Linked DNA regions of Homo sapiens: region 2 is linked to region 1. Evidence: read pairs that join two places in POLR2A ChIA-PET (ENCODE). Cell type or tissue: MCF 10A. All regions are shown on one strand. Each heading gives the region's core, and the rest is flanking DNA. Links, peaks and the distances in the headings are about the cores only. Region 1 overlaps GFOD1 (Gfo/Idh/MocA-like oxidoreductase domain containing 1). Region 2 holds the start of LOC105374936 (a long non-coding RNA gene).

The links. ChIA-PET counts read pairs that join two places held together with the same protein. Peaks named below come from ENCODE experiments on the same cell type or tissue, not always from the same donor. Only the 100,000 strongest peaks of a DNase experiment are listed, where the experiment ranks them.
Region 2: POLR2A ChIA-PET joins it to region 1 with 5 read pairs; 12 of 35 experiments call an interaction of 5 or more read pairs at or near these places.

The regions. Positions count from the first base shown.
Region 1 is chr6:13,475,310-13,483,738 of GRCh38, reverse strand. The region is part of intron 1 of GFOD1 (Gfo/Idh/MocA-like oxidoreductase domain containing 1); the gene reads left to right. Among named protein-coding and RNA genes, the nearest start is that of GFOD1-AS1, 6.7 kb to the left of the region's middle. RefSeq lists an enhancer at 3,052-4,251. In MCF 10A, for the core only: no CTCF peak of the experiment used is centred there; a DNase peak (open chromatin) is centred at 3,568.
Region 2 is chr6:13,343,136-13,351,564 of GRCh38, reverse strand. It overlaps LOC105374936 (a long non-coding RNA gene), which reads right to left and starts at 408. Exons shown (of 3, transcript XR_926496.3): 1 at 222-408. In MCF 10A, for the core only: no CTCF peak of the experiment used is centred there; no DNase peak of the experiment used is centred there.

The DNA.
Region 1 (8,429 bases), core at 1,503-6,502:
TGCCATAGATCATGGCAGCCCAGGTCAGACTGTTGGAGTTGTCCTTTATTCCATCCCAGCCCTGGAATCGGTTCCCAAACCTGTTTGATGCCATCTGAAACTCTCTGTGTCTGTTCCCCATAGAAGTCAGGTCCTTTCGTAGTTTCTGAACTAGGTTCCAGTCCACCCCACCCAACCCTGCCTCTAGCCACTATCTACACTGCTGCCAGGTATGGAGTATCTGGCAGTGCTAGAGACCTGGTCATGTCATCGTTTCCCCTTTCAGGAAAAGCCCCAGCTGATTGGCGTGACATGCCCAGCCTCACATCCTGAAGAAGTGAGCCCAGCCTCACGTCCTGGTGGCCATTCCCGAACCCAAGGGCTTCAGCGAGCCCACCCTGCTGGGGTTTCCTTGAATGGGCCCTGTTGGCGCACATGTCCAGGTCTCTGTCAGGAACTTCCTTGTCCCTTGAGGTCTCCTTCCATGTTCGCCCTTCAATACTCAGCCCAAGTGTTACCGCTTCCTCTCCCTCAAACCCCCCACCCTACATACCCTTCTGTTGTCTCAGCACTGTGTGCCCCCATCTTGCCTAGCACCTATTTTAAGGCATTCATTTAACATTTAAATTTTATTTAGTTATTTTGAATTGGCTATATATTCATGTGGTACAAATTTCAAATGCTATAAAAGTACACAGTGAAGACTGAATGTCCCCTAGTCCCTGTCTTTGGACAGGAGGCAATCATTATTACCAGTTGTTTATGTCTCCCATTCAAGGCCATATATATATGTATATATAACACATAATATATACATATATTTTACATATACACTAATATATAGATGTATATATAACATAAAATATATGCATATATTTTACATAGAGATACACAAATATGTGAAACTCTGAATGTGAAAGTATTAAAAATAATATATATTTTTCAAGGTATATCCTGGCAAGTATATGTATGGGAATTTAATTTAATTTAATCTAATTTTATTTTATTTTTTGAGACGGAGCCTCGCTCTGTTGCCCAGGCTGGGGTGCAATGGTGCGATCTTGGCTCACTGCAACCTCCACCTCCTGGGTTCAAGTGATTCTCCTGCTTCAGCCTCCTGAGTAGCTGGGATTATAGGTGTGTGCCACCACACCCAGCTGATTTTTGTATTTTTTAGTAGAGATGGGGTTTCCCTATGTTGGCCAGGCTGGTCTCAAACTCTTGACCTCAGGTGATCCATCTGTGTTGGCCTCCCAAAGTGCTGGGATTACAGGTGTGAGCCACTACGCCTGGCCTGTGTGGGAATTTTAAAAACCTTTTACACAGTTGGTAGCATGCCATTCATTCTTATGGACCTTACTTTTGTCATGCAACAATATTAGCTTGAAAATTTATATATGTTAAAATTTAAATATTATTTTAAAAATATATTAAATGTATTAAATTTATTACATAAATTTTATATAGTAATATAATCAATGTTAAGCAATATAAATATTAATATAAATTATATTTAATCAGTTAATATGCATTATTAAATTTATGTATATTTATATCTTTACATATACAGCATATACATATACACATTTGTATATATACATATATTAACATATTTATAGATATACATGTATGCACATTTTTATATATATTACAATATATAACATATAATATATACATATATTTTACATATACACAAATATATGAAACTCTGAATGTGAAAGTATTATTGCTCCTATTTTTGGCTACCTAGTATTTCATTGTATGGATACATCAAAATTTATTTAAGCAGTTCCCTGTTACTCAACATTTAGGTTGTTTCCAATTTTGGCTTATACAACCATGTAATGAATAATCTTGAGCATATGTCATTTTGCACACATGCCAGCTTGTTTGTGGGATAGATATGTAAATTGCTGGTCAGAGAGTACATGCTGATTACATTTAACAAAGATATTGCCTAATTAACTGGCACCTAAAATGACACTGTATTTTTTGTTAATTTCCTTGTTGCCTCTCCCAGCAAGCGTCTTGACGGTCAGGACGCAGACAAGGCAAAGAAGCCTCACTCACCTTTGTGTCCCCAAGCCAGCCTGCCTGGGTCCAGTCTTGTTTCTTATGCAGTCTACTCTGTACAATGGGGAAAGTGAGCACATGTGCACACGTGTGTGTGTGTGTGTGTGTGTGTGTGTGTGTGTGTGTGTAAGGTATCACTCTCCACTTTCAGTGGCTCCCACAGCACCTAGAATAACATCCAAGCTCCTTGGCATGACTTTCTTGGCCTGAAATGGCCCTGCCTTGTCCATCTCTCCCACTTCTTGGATGGCTTCACACACTCCTGGACTCTATATTCCGGCCACCTGGCCTCTTTTCTGTTCCTCACATGCCAATCTCTTTCCTGACTCTTGGCCTTTGCACCAGCTCATCCCTTTGCCCAGAAGGTTCTTGCCTCACTTTTTGGAATGGCTAGCTCATTCTCACTTTCAAGTCTCAGCTTACGTGTTACTTTGGGCGAGAGGCCTTTCTGGATCCTCCCCTCCCAATTAGAAAGTTCTCCTCCAACCTCAGTCCTGCTTCTGTCATCCTCTTTCTCTTCCTGGTAACACTCTTCCTGGTGTGTGATGATCTCTTTCATTTGCTTGCTTGCTTTCTTGCTTGCTGTTTGTTTCCCCAGCTAGAATGTGAGTTATTTCAAGGTAGGACCCTTGTCTGCTTGGTTCACCAGGGTACCCTTATCTCCCTTAGACAGTGCCAGACACTTAGTCACCTAGTAGACACACTATGAATATTTATTGAATGACAAATGAATGCATTTTCACTGAATACATGTATGCCTGGGGGAAGGCAAAAGGTTCTAAAGAGAATGTGTCAATTAACACATAGTATTCTTATCCTCCTGCATGCAGTAGCTGAATGCCTCTCAGACTTTCATGTGTGGTTGTATCACCTGGGGATCTTATCAAAAAACAGATTCCAGGTCAGGCACAGTGGCTTACACCTATAATCCCAGCACTTCGGGAGACGGAGGCAGGAGGATTGCTTGAGCCCAGGACTTCGAGATCAGCCTGGGCAACATAGTGAGATCTTGTCTCTAGCCAGGCATGATGGTGCATGCCTGTAGTCCTAGCTACTTGGGAGACTGAGGTGGGAGGATCACCTGAGGCCTGGAGGTCAAGGCCCAGATCATACCACTACACTCCAGTCTGGGCGACAGAGTGAGACCCTGCCTCAAAATAAAATAAAAACCAGATTCCTGGGTGGGACCTGAGATTCAGAATTTCTATCCAGCCCTCAGGCAGTGTGGATGCTGGAACAGTCAGACACTAAAGATGAGATAGCTCTCTGCCTTTGGGAACAGAAGACATACCCTCCTGTGAGTAATTAACCTGGCAGGGGAACCGTGCTAAAATACCTGTTGCCTTGTGTGGAATGTGATGACATCTGTTTTCATGATCTCTGTTTTTGAGACAGCAGTGCAGACTCTCTTGGTGAAGTTTCTCCATGGGAGTGCAAGGCTCTTTTGGGATGGTGAGTAAGGCCACAGGGTTTCCATGAGCTTTGATCTTGCTGCACATTGATCTTGTCCCAACTTGTTTGGCGTCATCAGCTGAGGACCTGGAGCAATTGGCCCTTTTCTGTCCTTCTTCATGGTGTCAGCAGTTGCTTCATGTTGAAGAGGGCTGCCAGGAACAGAGGTGAGGGAGCAAGGAGGAAATGGGGTTGAGAGAGGATTTTGCTGGCCAGCATTGCCACGCCAGCGGAAATAAGGCTGCAGATAATGCTCATGATGCACTTGGACTTGACAGCAGCCATTCTGACATCCTAGCAAACCCTGCATTTCCAGTTCTTGCTTGAGGTCTCTTCTGGATCTATGTGAAAAAGGTGATTGCGTTTTTCTCTTTGGGTTCCTGCCCCTGAGCACTGAGTGAAATGATTTTTGGTCTATCAATTTGTCGTAGAGCCGAGGAAGCCCTTGGGCATTATTGTTAGGAAAAGTCAAGCATCACCAATCTCATTTCATCTAATTGAAATTAGGTGCAGTTGAACGATTATTTTGTTGAGGATATCTGGCTTTGATAATGTGCAATTCTGCAGAAGTTTCCACTGGAGGGAGAAGAAGCTAAATGAAGAAGTTGGACATTTTGATACCTTAAACTGGGGAAGAAGAGCAACAACAAAAAGTGGAAGTCAATAGCATGTTTTAAGGGTTTCACCAAGAATGAAATATACAGGCACTTAGTTATATATTTGACTCAGGGCAATCATAGCCCAGGAAAGAGCATCATTATATAAGATGTTGTGCTTCATAACACTCATCAATGAAAGGAAAGGTTGACAGGTTACTACTGTGTGACTTTGGGAGTCATAATCATCCTTCCTGAGCCTCAGTTTTCTTACCAATAACACACAGCTAACACTATCATATAGGGTTGGTGTGATAAGTAAAATGAGAGGGAAAATATAAAGACCTACCTGGCAGCTGCCCTCAGCTCTCTGCATCAAGCTCAATAAACAGTAGTTTTTACTTTGCCCTAATGCAGTTAGTTCTTTTTAAAATTTTTAAAAATTTTTAAGTGAGTAGTTCTTTAGACTCTTCCAAATGGTGCTTTTGAAGATTTTTTAAAACTATTTTTTGAAGAGATGATTCCCTCCTGTAAGACTCAGAGACTATATTTAAATTTTTTCTTTTTTTTTTTTTTGGTAAAGGGATGGTACCTAAGCCAAGCTTCAGGTGTCATATTTGCTGTGAATCCAGTACGTGCTTCACAGCTACGTGATCACTCAAAGGTACTGATGGGGTTACCAAGAGCTCACCATGCTGCTCTGAAGATTTACTATCCCTTGCAGTGGGGGTGCTTAGGGGGGTTTCCCACATGACGCAGGAACAGGGCTGCAGCAGGGCTTTAGTAGATACCTGGAAACCAGAAACCCTCTGAATTTTATTCTGCTTCTCTCTGTGTGTCTGCTTCCTCATTCACCCCTCTCTACACCAGCATCCTCTGCTTCACAGGTTCATGTGGTGGGTGAAAGATTGTCCACACGCAGCTCCCAAATATGAACATGACAAGTTCAGCCACCTGAAAGGTGCAGCCCTGCCCCCGCACCCAGCTGTCTCTGTTTGTACCAGATGCTTTCTCCCTGCTCAGTCTTTCCTGTGGTTACCCACGGTGTGGGGGATACATGACCAAATGCTGCGGAGACCACCCTGCTGGAGGGGTGGAGGGATTGTTAAGAGCAGTCATTCTGATCTGGGCTGCACTCTCCAAGAAAAGTGCTGATTCTAAGAATCTAGATGGTGGAAGTTATTACAAATATGGACATTTCGGCTGGGTGTGATGGCCACGCCTGTAATCCCAGCACTTTGGGAGTCCGAGGTGGTGGATCACCTGAGGTCAGGAGTTCGAGACCAGCCTGGCCAACATGCTGAAATCCTGTCTCTACTAAAAATATAAAAATTAGCTGGGAGTGGTGTTGTGCACCTGTAATCCCAGCTACTCGGGAGGCTGAGACAGGAGAATCGCTTGAACCCAGGAGGTGGAGGTTGCAGTAAGCCAAGATTGCACCATTGCACTCCAGCCTGGGCAACAAAATGAAAAAAACTCTGTCTCAAAACAAAAACAACAAACAACAAACCAAATGTAGACATTTCTTGATTGTGTAGGTTTTTTTTGTTTCTTTGTTTTGTTTTTTTTTTTTTTGAGATAGATTCTCACTCTGTTGTCCAGGCTGGAGTGCAGTGGCATGATCTCAGCTCACTACAGCCTCCACCTCCCAGGTTCCAGCAATTGTTGTGCCTCAGTCTCCCAAGTAGCTGGGATTACAGGCATTTGCGACCACGCCTGGCTAATTTTTGTATTTTTGATAGAGATGGGGTCGCCATGTTGGCCAGGCTGGTCTCGAATTCCTGGCCTCAGGTGATCCACCCGCCTCAGTCTTCCAAAGTGTTGGGGTTACAGGCATGAGCCACCATGCCTGGCCTGATTGTGTAGGTTCTTTATCCACTTTGTGAAATACACATTTGGCATTTCACTGTTTTGATAATAACCATAGCAAAACAGTGAAAGAAATAATAGATGTGGTCATCTATTAATACCAACCTAGTTATTATTATTAAATTATTATTAAATTTAAGACATATATATTTTGAAGAGTGTGATGGGAAAGTAGATAAACATGACCAACTGCATGGAGTTCTGTGGTCTTGGTAGGTTTGTAGACCTTTACCAAGAGCCTCCTGGGTAGTGTGTGCAGCAGGTCACAGGAGTGCCACGAGACATAGTCCCTTTCTGCTCAAGTATTGTCTTAGGAGCTTGAAGGAGCCAGGAGTCAGGAAAAGATTGAGGGAGAAGGATTTCTGCCTCCAGACTGCCTTTGTACTGGAAACTGCAACATCAACTCTTCTATGGGTCTCCAGCCTGCCTGTCTGCCTGCCTGCCTGCCCTGCACATTTTAGACTTGCCAACCCCACAATTGTGCGAGCCAATTCCTTAAAACGAATCTCTCATCTACACACACACACACACACACACACACACACACACACACCCCCTATTGGTTCTGTTTCTCTGGTGAACCCTGACTAATACAGATTTTGCCTGGATCAAGGCCACCTGGCTAGGCAAGCTGAGCAAGGAAATACCTGGAAGACGCGTCGGTGGAGAAACTGCTCTGGTTAGTTCCGCTGGTGGGTGTGGGCTCCCTAGGAGAGCAGCAGGCCTCTGAGCACTTGTCCTCAAAGCAGGAGACCTGGAAAGCCAGCGTTCTTTTGGGTTCAGACTTGAGCTAAGGAGATTGTTGGTAAAGAGGCTGTCACACTCACCACTGAGAGCCACAGTGACACTTCACCCCGACCAATTCTATACCCGTCTACAGGTCTTTGACTTCTAGGGTTTGGGCAAGTCTGGGATGCCTTGGGGTTTAGACTTTCCTTGAGAATTGTTGATATCCTACTGTGGAGAATTAAAAAGTGCAGGAAAAATAACTTTACATTAAAATGTTATGATTTAAAAAAATTTTCCAGTCTCTAATTTTAATAGCCTTTAGAGTATTAAGATGCTTCTTTGATTAATGTCCTTAAACTGAAACTATAAATTACTCCACAATTGTAAAGCTCCAATGAAGTTGGTTTGCAGTTTTAACACTACTTTTTAAAAAAATAACTTTATTGAACTATATATACCATAACATTCTTCATTCTTTTTATTTCACAATATTCACCCATTGTAAGTGATTCCATTATTTTTAGTAAATTTATATATTTAGAACATTTTCAACACACTAAAACATTTCCTCATGCCAATTTGCAGTCAATCCTCACTCCCACTTCTGGCTCCAGGTAACTACTAATCTACTTTCTGTCTCTATAGTTTGCCTTTCCTAGAACTTTCATATAAATGGAATCATGAAGTACGTAATCATTTGTGCTTGAGTTCTTTCACTTAGCATAACGTTTTTGATGTTCAGCCATGTTGTTGCACGGCTCAGAAGTTCATTTATCTTTATTGCTGGGTGATACTCCATTGTGTGGATATACCGCATTTTGTTTATCCATTCACCATCTGATGGATGTTTGTATTGTTTCCAGTGTTAAGTGATTGTGAATAATGCTGCTGTGAACATTTGCATATAAGTCTTTTGTGGAGCCATGTTTTCATTTCTCTTGGTTAAATACCTAGGACTGAAATTGCTCAGTTGTATAGTGTGTATATATTTAACTTTTTAAGAAACTACCAAACTGTTTTCCAGAGCAGTGGCATCATATTACATTCCCACTAGCAACATAGGAGAGTTCTAATTTTCTGATATCATCACCAGCACTTGGTATTGTCAGTCTTTTTTTTGAGATAGTCTCACTCCATTGCCCAGGCTGGAGTGCAGTGGCATGATCTCAACTCCCTGCAACCTCCATCTTCTGGGTTCAAGTGATTCTCCTGCCTCAGCCTCCCAAGTAGCTGGGATTACGGGTGTGCGCCACCATGCCTGGCTAATTTTTGTATTATTATTATTATTATTATTATTATTATTATTATTATTATTATTATTTTGAGATGGAGTCTTGCACTGTCACCCAGGCTGGAGTGCAATGGCGTAATCTCGGCTTACTCCAGCTGCCGCCTTCAGGGTTCAAGCAATTCTCCTGCCTCAGCCTCCTGAGTAGCTGAGATTACAGGCATCCGTCACCACACCTGGCTGATTTTTTTTTTTTTTTGTATTTTTAGTAGAGACGGGGTTTCACCATGTTGGTCAGGCTGGTCTCGAACTCCTGACCTCGTGATCTGCCTGCCTTGGCCTCCCAAAGTGCTGGGATTACAGGCGTGAGCCACCGCGCCCAGCCTAATTTTTGTATTTTTAGTAGAGATGGGTTTTCACCATGTTGGTCAGGCTGGTCTCAAACTCCTGATCTCAAGTGATCCGCCCACCTCAGCCTCCCAAAGTGCTGGGATTACAAGCAT
Region 2 (8,429 bases), core at 1,996-6,995, 130 kb after region 1:
CTAAGCCTGTCAGGGGTCGGCAGACGGCTGTTATGCTGTTGGTGCCACCGACAGCCCCAGTACTCTGGGAGGACAGAATCCCTTTCAGCTGTGGAATGCCTTTCATCCTCCGTGTTGAAAAGCTCTGCAGAAATCAGGCCAGGGCTTGTGAAGCGCAATTCAAGCCCAGGCCCAAACAGCCCAAAGAGCCTGCTGTGGCAGAAGTCTGCATGGAAACCTACCCTCCCCGTCCCTGCTAAAGCCTCCTTGTACTTTCTTCCACTTGCATTTCCATATCCCTGACCCATCTACAGGGCTCGGAAAAAGCCTTTTCACACGTGATATGTTCAGATAAGTTAAATCCCCTGAAATTCTGCGTGACGTGGTGTATCTGTGCCATTTAGTGTCGTTCCATTGATCCACAGACTTGGGAGCAGTTCAGATCTGAGGGAACAAAAGCTGGTCCAAGGACATCATTGTCAAATCTTCAACCCACAGGCAGGCTCTCCCAGCACCTCGGGAACTCTGTGTCACAGCAGTCCATGGAAGTATTGCCCTGGCTACAGGCAGACACTTCACAAAGAGGATTTTGTGACCTGGACAAGTTACTGTGGTATGCAAAATTCTTGCATCTGCCTGTTAAGGAATCACTGAATGTCTGGGCGGATCTGTCTTCATATTTTCCACATTCACACAGCGTGGCTCTAAGGTCTGTCCGAGTCCCATCAGTTGGGGCCTGGCAGGGAGATGACTCCATTGGAGACCCAGGATTTTCCTCTCCCCGGCTGGTTTCTCCCAGGTCATTGCACGTACCAACATTTCATCATTTCGTGGAAGTTTTCTTAGGTGTAGCTCTGACCTCATCTCATAGGTTCATTCAAGATTCTTCATGTTCTCCTTCCTACACAACAGCCACTATACTATAAGAGTCGCTTCACTGAAGCCTGTCACCGTGCACCACTGCCACCCACTGCACTGCCAACGCTGTGTCCACGCACTCAGGAACCGTCCCTTCGGTTAGGTTTTTACCTGCTCAAACGTCATTCCTTTCAGCTATGGTGGCCTTGCCTGGCAGGCCTGGTTCATTTTTAAGAATTGGAATCCAGGGAGTGGTGAGACCTGGCTGTTCTATTTGGAGAACTAGGGGCCGCCACTCTCAACGCGTTTTCATTTTCCTGCTGCCTTCCCTCTGAGATCAGACATTCTCAGACTCCATCCTACGGCTGAAATCCTGGCAATTGCTCTATACTGAGGTATGGGAGTTGGGAACAAGCCCTGTGTAGGTCAAAACAGGCCCCTGAGTTCCTGGCAACTGGGTTTCCTAAGATAAAGGTCTTGCTCCTGGTTGCTGGCTTGCCATGGTGCCAAATAGGCCCTTTACAGCCTTCTTGTGGCATGGCTGTTTTCCAAAAATTAACCAGTTCTAGTGTGCGTTTCAAGAAACTTTACTTTCAGCACAGGAAACAAATATCAGCTTCTCATTCTGGTTTTCATGCTCTGGGTTGCTAGCTGGCAACTTTTGTCTGCTCTGAGACTCCTGAAAGATGTCACACCCTCCATCATCAGAGTTGTGTGTTACGTAATCGGTTTTGCTTGGATTCTCAATCAGAGCTACCATCTTCCCCACCTGTGCACCCCAAGTTCACCTGGGTGATACAGCAGTCTTTAAGGATGGGGACCGGACAGGTGTGGTGTGGAAAATTACCTCTAGGTCAGCAGTTCTCAAAGTATGGCCCCCACTCAGCAGCATCAGCATCACATAGGAAACTTGTTATAAATGCAAATCCTCAGTCCCACCCCAGACGTGTCGAATCTGAGGCTGGATCCAGCAAGCCCCCCAGCTGAGTCTAACGCATGCTCACTGGGGCCACGGCTCTAGGTGAGGCTTTGTTTGCCCTCCACCTGTCCCTTATCACAGGGGTCCGCAACCTCCAGGCCATGGACGGGTACTGGCATTATACTCTCACAGGAGTGCAAACCCTATTGTGAACTGTGCATGTGAGGGATCTAGGTGCATGCTTTTTATGAGAATCTAATGCCTGATGATCTGTCACTGTCTCCCATCACCCCCAGATGGGACCATCTAGTTGCAGGAAAAGAAGCTCAGGGCTCCTACTGATTCTACCTTATGGTGAGTTGTATTATGATTTCATTATATATTACAATGTAATAATAATAGAAATAAAGTGCACAATAAGTGTAATGCACTTGAATCATCCTGAAACCATGCCCCCTGACCCCTGGTCCATGGAAAAATTGTCTTCCATGAAACCCATTCCTGAAGCCAAAAAGGTTGGGGACTGCTGCCTTACAAGAATCACAGTTTTAGGCTGGGCGTGGTGGCTCATGCCTGGAATCCTGGCACTTTGGGAGGCTGAGATGGGAGGATCACTTCAGGCCAGGAGTTCAAGACCAGCCTGGTAAACATATTGAGACCCCATCTCTAATTAAAAAAAAAAAAAAGAGTCACAGTTTTAGAACAGTGGCTCTCAGCCCTGGCTGCATCTTAGGATCACCTGGGGAGCTTTTATAAAGTATAGATACCCTGACCTCACACCTAGAGGTTCTGATTGAATTCATCTGCTGGGTCACAGCTCTTCAGGTGATTCTAATGTTCAGATAGGGCTTTAAGAACCATTCACAGCCAGGCGCGGTGGCCCAAGCCTGTAATCCCAGCACTTTAGGAGGCTGAGGTGGGTGGATCACCTGAGGTCAGGAGTTGGAGACCAGCCAGGCCAACATGGTGAAACACCGTCTCTACTAAAAATACAAAAATTAGATGGGTGTGGTGGTGTATGCCTGTAGTCCAAGCTATTCTGGAAGCTGAGGCAGGGGAATTTCTTGAACCCTGGAGGCAGAGGTTGCAGTGAGCTGAGATCACACCATTGCACTCTAGACTGGGCTACAAGAGCGAAACTCCGTCTCAAAACAAACAAACAAACAAACAAAAAACCACTCACAAGCTTCTCCAGGCAGAGTTTGGCAGCCTTGCGAGTAACCACCCATTTGTTCCTCACCACCTCCTCCCAGCACAGAAGTAATTTATTTTTTGCAATTCATCATGATCACTCGTCAGCCAGAGAGGTAACAAAATGTAGGACACAGCATTGCCAGGTTCAGGGAGAGACTTGGATTTCTAACCCGACCCCTCACTGGCTGCAAACCTTTGGGAAAATTAAATCATCTAATCTTTCTAGGCCTCAGTGGCTTCCTTTACAAAATAGGAATTATATTAACATTTATTGGATAGTCTCTTAAGGTCTTTTCCAGGAAAAAAATAAATCTTTGGTTCTAAGAGCTTCTGAAGGGTCTGAACTTGTCTTCAGCATAGAATTGCTAATATTGAGTTTTCATCCTTCAGGATGAGCAGAAGATATTGTGAGCCAGTCCATTTTGTGTTTTTTCCAGTATTCACAAATATGGGCCAAGCCTAAAAGAGACTGGCACTCAGCACCCAGATGCCAAGAAGGAAGCCATGACAGTGGTATGTTTGTACTCCTGCTCCGTGCCCTAGAATGTTCCAATGGGCACTCTGCAGCTGCTCAGGAGAGAGACTTCCACGCTCAGTGTGCCCCCGACTGCCACCCTCCATGTTCACAGACATCCTCGTCCTTCTCACTGCCACTTAGCTACCCACCCTTCCTCCTGACTCCTCTTCACTTTCCTTTTATTTTTTTTGAGGCGGAGTCTCACTCTGTCAAACAGGCAGAAGTGCAGTGGTGTGATCTTGGCTCACTGCAACCTCCACCTCCCAGGTTCAAGTGATCCTCCTGCCTCAGCCTCCCGAGTAGCTGGGATTACAGGTGCCCACCACCACGCCAGGCTAATTTTGTATTTTTAGTAGAGATCGTGTTTCGCCATGTTGGCCAGGCTGGTCTCGAACTCCTGACCTCAAGTGATCCGCCCACCTCAGCCTCCCAAAGTGCTGCAATTACAGGCGTGAGCCACTGCGCCCAGCTCCTCTTTGCTTTTCTTTTTGGCCCTGCAAAGACTACAATAATCAGCCTGTGACTATCTTCACGGAGCTCATCCATCCAACCCTACTAACACGAAGACTCCTATGAAAAACAAGTCAAGTGTTCCAGGAAGGAGAAGGTGAATAGGTCAAGTGTTTCCTGAATCAGTTGCTTAAATAAAAAAAAAAAAAAAAAAATTTTTTTTTTGCATATTCACTTTCTTCCCTGAAAACAAAATAGTTTTATATTCCCCTCCCTCCTATAGCCCCACCGGAGGAAGTAATGGGATTAGAAGGCTAAGAGAAGATGGTAAGTTGTTTGAAGCTGATAGTGTGTCCTCAATACTATGTTAAAAGTCAAGTAAACCTGTAATTTCTAGGAATCTCTTCACAGAGAGAAAAAAACTATATAAGGACCCCAGGAATTTGGCTAGAGGACACGGCCAAGCCTTCCCATGGTCCAGGTTGCCACGGAGAGGCAGGGATGGGTTCCACATGCTGGTGTCCCAACTTCAATTCTTCTGCCCACTCTGGACTCCATTTCTGTAATCAGGGAACACCCATCCCTTCTCTGGAGGAGAGGTGTAGGAAAGGGCTTCAACAGGCACTGGGCTGTACAAGTTCTAGTCCTTTTCCCAGCCTGAATTTGGGAGACTCAAGTGCAGTTGGCCAAGAATGACAGTCATGCTTTTTATCCACAGGGGATTAGGTGTGTTCTGATCAAGCTGAGAGCCTTTTATTCTCTTTTCCAGATCCTTCCCTTGCTACTGGCAAGATGTATGCATATTCCGGATCCCAGGTCTGTTGTCCCCTCATGCCATGTGGAAGTTTCCCAAGACTATAGAGAAATGTTTAGATGTGCAGATGCCACACACTAATTCTTAGAGTTTCTACGGCCATTATGACTAAAGGGATTTTTGTATACTGTTTAATTTTTTGGTTGGGTCTTTGTTTCACTTTTTTTTCTAATTGAGGGGGAATTTTAAATTGTAACCGTTGTTACACCGTGAGCAGACACAGTACCTTCAAGACAACTTCTCCATCCTTTTGGTTTTATAATATGTGCATCCTAAGGCACCCTTTTCAAAGTTACTTAGGTGTCAACCTCAGTGTACAATTCTACAATGAGTAGAACCTGCATCACAGTGAAATAAACTGGTCCAGCTGGTATGATTCGATGGTTCTGGCACTTCCCAAGCACAGTATTCCTCTCTTCCATTCTGTCATTCATACCTGAAACTCCACCCTACTGATTAATGACATATCCATGCTGAAGCACAAATATCTCAGGAGAAAGCAGCTTATTGATGTTGCCTGAGTGATACTTTATTTATCAGATCCTTTTCAATATGGCATTCACTTGAGAGCCGGTTTACAGAGCGGGGAAATGTGGGCAAGAGCATGGTTTATGCAGAGACGGCCTGAGATAGGGCCCTATTCGGCTAGGGAAGTGTGACCAGGCCCTCATGTAATCCTCACGACCATAGCAGCTATTGTTTAACGCACCAGCCCCCACCAGCCCCACCTTTTGTTTTTTTGTTTTTTTTCAAATTCAAAGCTCAGAAAGGTTAACTAACTTACTAAGAGTAGCACAGATGGCAAATGATAGAGGTGGTGTCTAAACCCATATCTCAACAGGAAGCCAGATTCCACCGTGAAATGCCAGTTAATTCTGACACAATCTTACCTTTTTCTTATAACATCACTCATCTAATCAATTTCGAGAGTTTCCCATTGTCCTGGTGATGAGGCAAAGGGCCAAAAAACATGGAGCTTCATGTAGTACCTGAGAGACCACAGCCAAGGAAAAATTACTCCAGTGATCCAAAGAAAAGAAGCCTCTTTGGGATCTCCAACATGCAAACTGTAGTTTTGTATTGTTTGTTTAAAATAATTAATCAGGTCAGTTTGGCTTCCTATTGAACTTACTTGAGGTCTGTAACACTGCTAATGAAAGGAAATAAATGAATGAGGATGAAGAGTACATGCTAGGGTACTAGCATGTAGATTTCCAGAAATGTTCTAAGTCCTAAATTAGTTTTCCTTGATGGATACCTGCCAACTACCTGTTTGAAATTAGACTTTAATTCTTGATATTGTGTTGAAATTCTGATTCCATCCTATGAAGAAAGAGTTTTTCCCATGATCATTCATGCTTTGCACTTGCAGGGGTGGGTGTCTGCATAGGTTAGAACATGGTATGATCCCTGGAAGAGAATAAATAAGAGCCTAATACATGTTTGTGGGGAGAGGAAGATAGGGCGAACGTGTATTAGGAAAAAAAATGTCTGTTGGTTTAGGAAATAATTTTGGGGCCCTTCTGGGAACTATGCACCAGAGGAATCCAAATCCAGAATAGTGAGAAGATGCAGAGGAAGAAATGAGTTGAAAGTTTTTCAGGAGACCAGAGTTGAGTTTCCTCTGATTTAAACTCAGGATAATTGAGTCAAGTATAAGAACTGAGGAATGGCTGGGTGCGGTGGCTCATGCCTGTAATCCCAGCACTTTGGGAGGCTGAGGTGGGCGGATCACGAGGTCAAGCGATCGAGACCATCCTGGCCAACATGGTGAAACCCTGTCTCTACTAAAAATACAAAAAATTAGCTGGGCGTGGTGACACACACCTGTAGTCCCAGCTACTAGGGAGGCTGAGACAGGAGAATCACTTGAACCCAAGAGGCGGAGGTTGCGGTGAGCTGAGATTGTATCACTGCACTCCAGGCTGTCAACAGAGTGAGACTCCGTCTCAAACAAACAAACAAACAAAGAACTGAGGAACTAGATTGTGTTGCAGGCATTCTGAAGGTGGGATGGTGGCAAGATGGTTTAGGCTTGAGTAGAACAACGAAGAAAGTATACGTTTCTCAATGAAGAAGGGAGAGGAGGATAAGATCAAGAATGAACGTAACAGGACCAGAAGGCCAAAGGTGCCCAGGATTGGGGCAGCAGGGCCTCTCATGAAGTCTGTTTTTCTTAATTGGCAAAGAGCTGGGCTCTCTGCCCTCTGCAGCTGCACTTTCCTATGAACGTAAGATTGGCACGTTTACATCTGCTCACATCTCTGTTCTAGGGGTTTCATGGCATTCAAATAAGTGGTCCTGCAGGGATATTTTTATGGAAATCAATTTTTTTTGGATATAAGTTTGGTTGCATAAAACAGAGTCTCAAAGTAATAGAAACGTAATCAAGATACAGGTCTCCTTCTCCTTCATGCAGCAGGAGAAGCTAGAATGGCGGCTGTTCTGACGAGCTGCCGGGGGTTGGACTTACCTATCTGGTTGTCCCATTTTTCCTATGGAGTCATCTTTGTCTGGATGGTTCTGAATGGCTCACCCCTGTGATTGTATTCTAGCCATCAGGAAAAAGAAGGGAGTGTCCCTTCCCTTGAAGAGTATGACCCCAAAGTTTCACATAAAACATCCCTTTCCCATCCTTTGACCAAGACTTAGTCTCGTGGTCACGACGACCTGCAGGGGAGGCTGAGAAAAGAGGCTGACTTGGCTCACGGTTCTGCAGGCTGTACAGGAGGCATACAGGCATCTGCTTCTGGGGAGGCCTCAGGAAGCCTTCAACCATGAGGAAGGCAAAGGGGGAGCGAGGCACCTCAGAAGCCTGGGGTAGGAGGAAGAGAGGGAGTGGGGAAGTGCTACACACTTTTAAACAGCCAGATCTCACGATAATTCACTCACTCACTATCATGAGAACAGCATCGAGGGGATGGTGTAACCCATTCATGAGAAACTGCCCCCATGATCTAGTCACCTCCCACCAGGCCCCCACCTCCAACACTGCGGGTTACAATTCGATATGAGATTTGGGTGGGGACACAGATCCAAACCATGTCACCCTATTATACCCATGAGAGGTTTCCCCACTCTGGGCCACTTTGACCTAAACTTCCACGTTCTCAGTTGCTACCATACTTGACTTTCCATTTAGATCACTCCCTAAAGACCCAACTTCAGCAATCCTAGAATAGAAATGGATATATCCCTCTTACAAAAATTTTTTTTTTAATTCAAATAAGACATTTTTGAAAAAGGAAACTAGGCCGGGTGCAGTGGCTCACGCCTGTAATCCCAGCACTTTCGGAGGCCAAGGCGGGTGGATCACTTGAGGTCAGGAGTTCGAGATCAGCCTGGCCAACATGATGAAACCCCATCTCTCCTAAAAATACAAAAATTAGCCGAGTATCTTGGTGCAAACCTGTAATCCCAGCTAGTCAGGAGGCTGAGGCAGGAGAATCGCTTGAACCCGGGAAGCAGAGGTTGCAGTGAGCCAAGATCGCACCACTGCACTCCAGCCTGAGCGACAAGAGCAAGACTCCATCTCAAAAAAAAAAACAAAAAACAAACAAACAAAAAACAAAGAAAAAGGAAACTAAAACTAAGGGAAAAGCAACATTAAAAATACTAACTGGTATGATCTAGTGCTCATTATTTATATAGTGTCAGCTACTGTTGTACATGTTTTAGATACTTAACTCATTTAATCC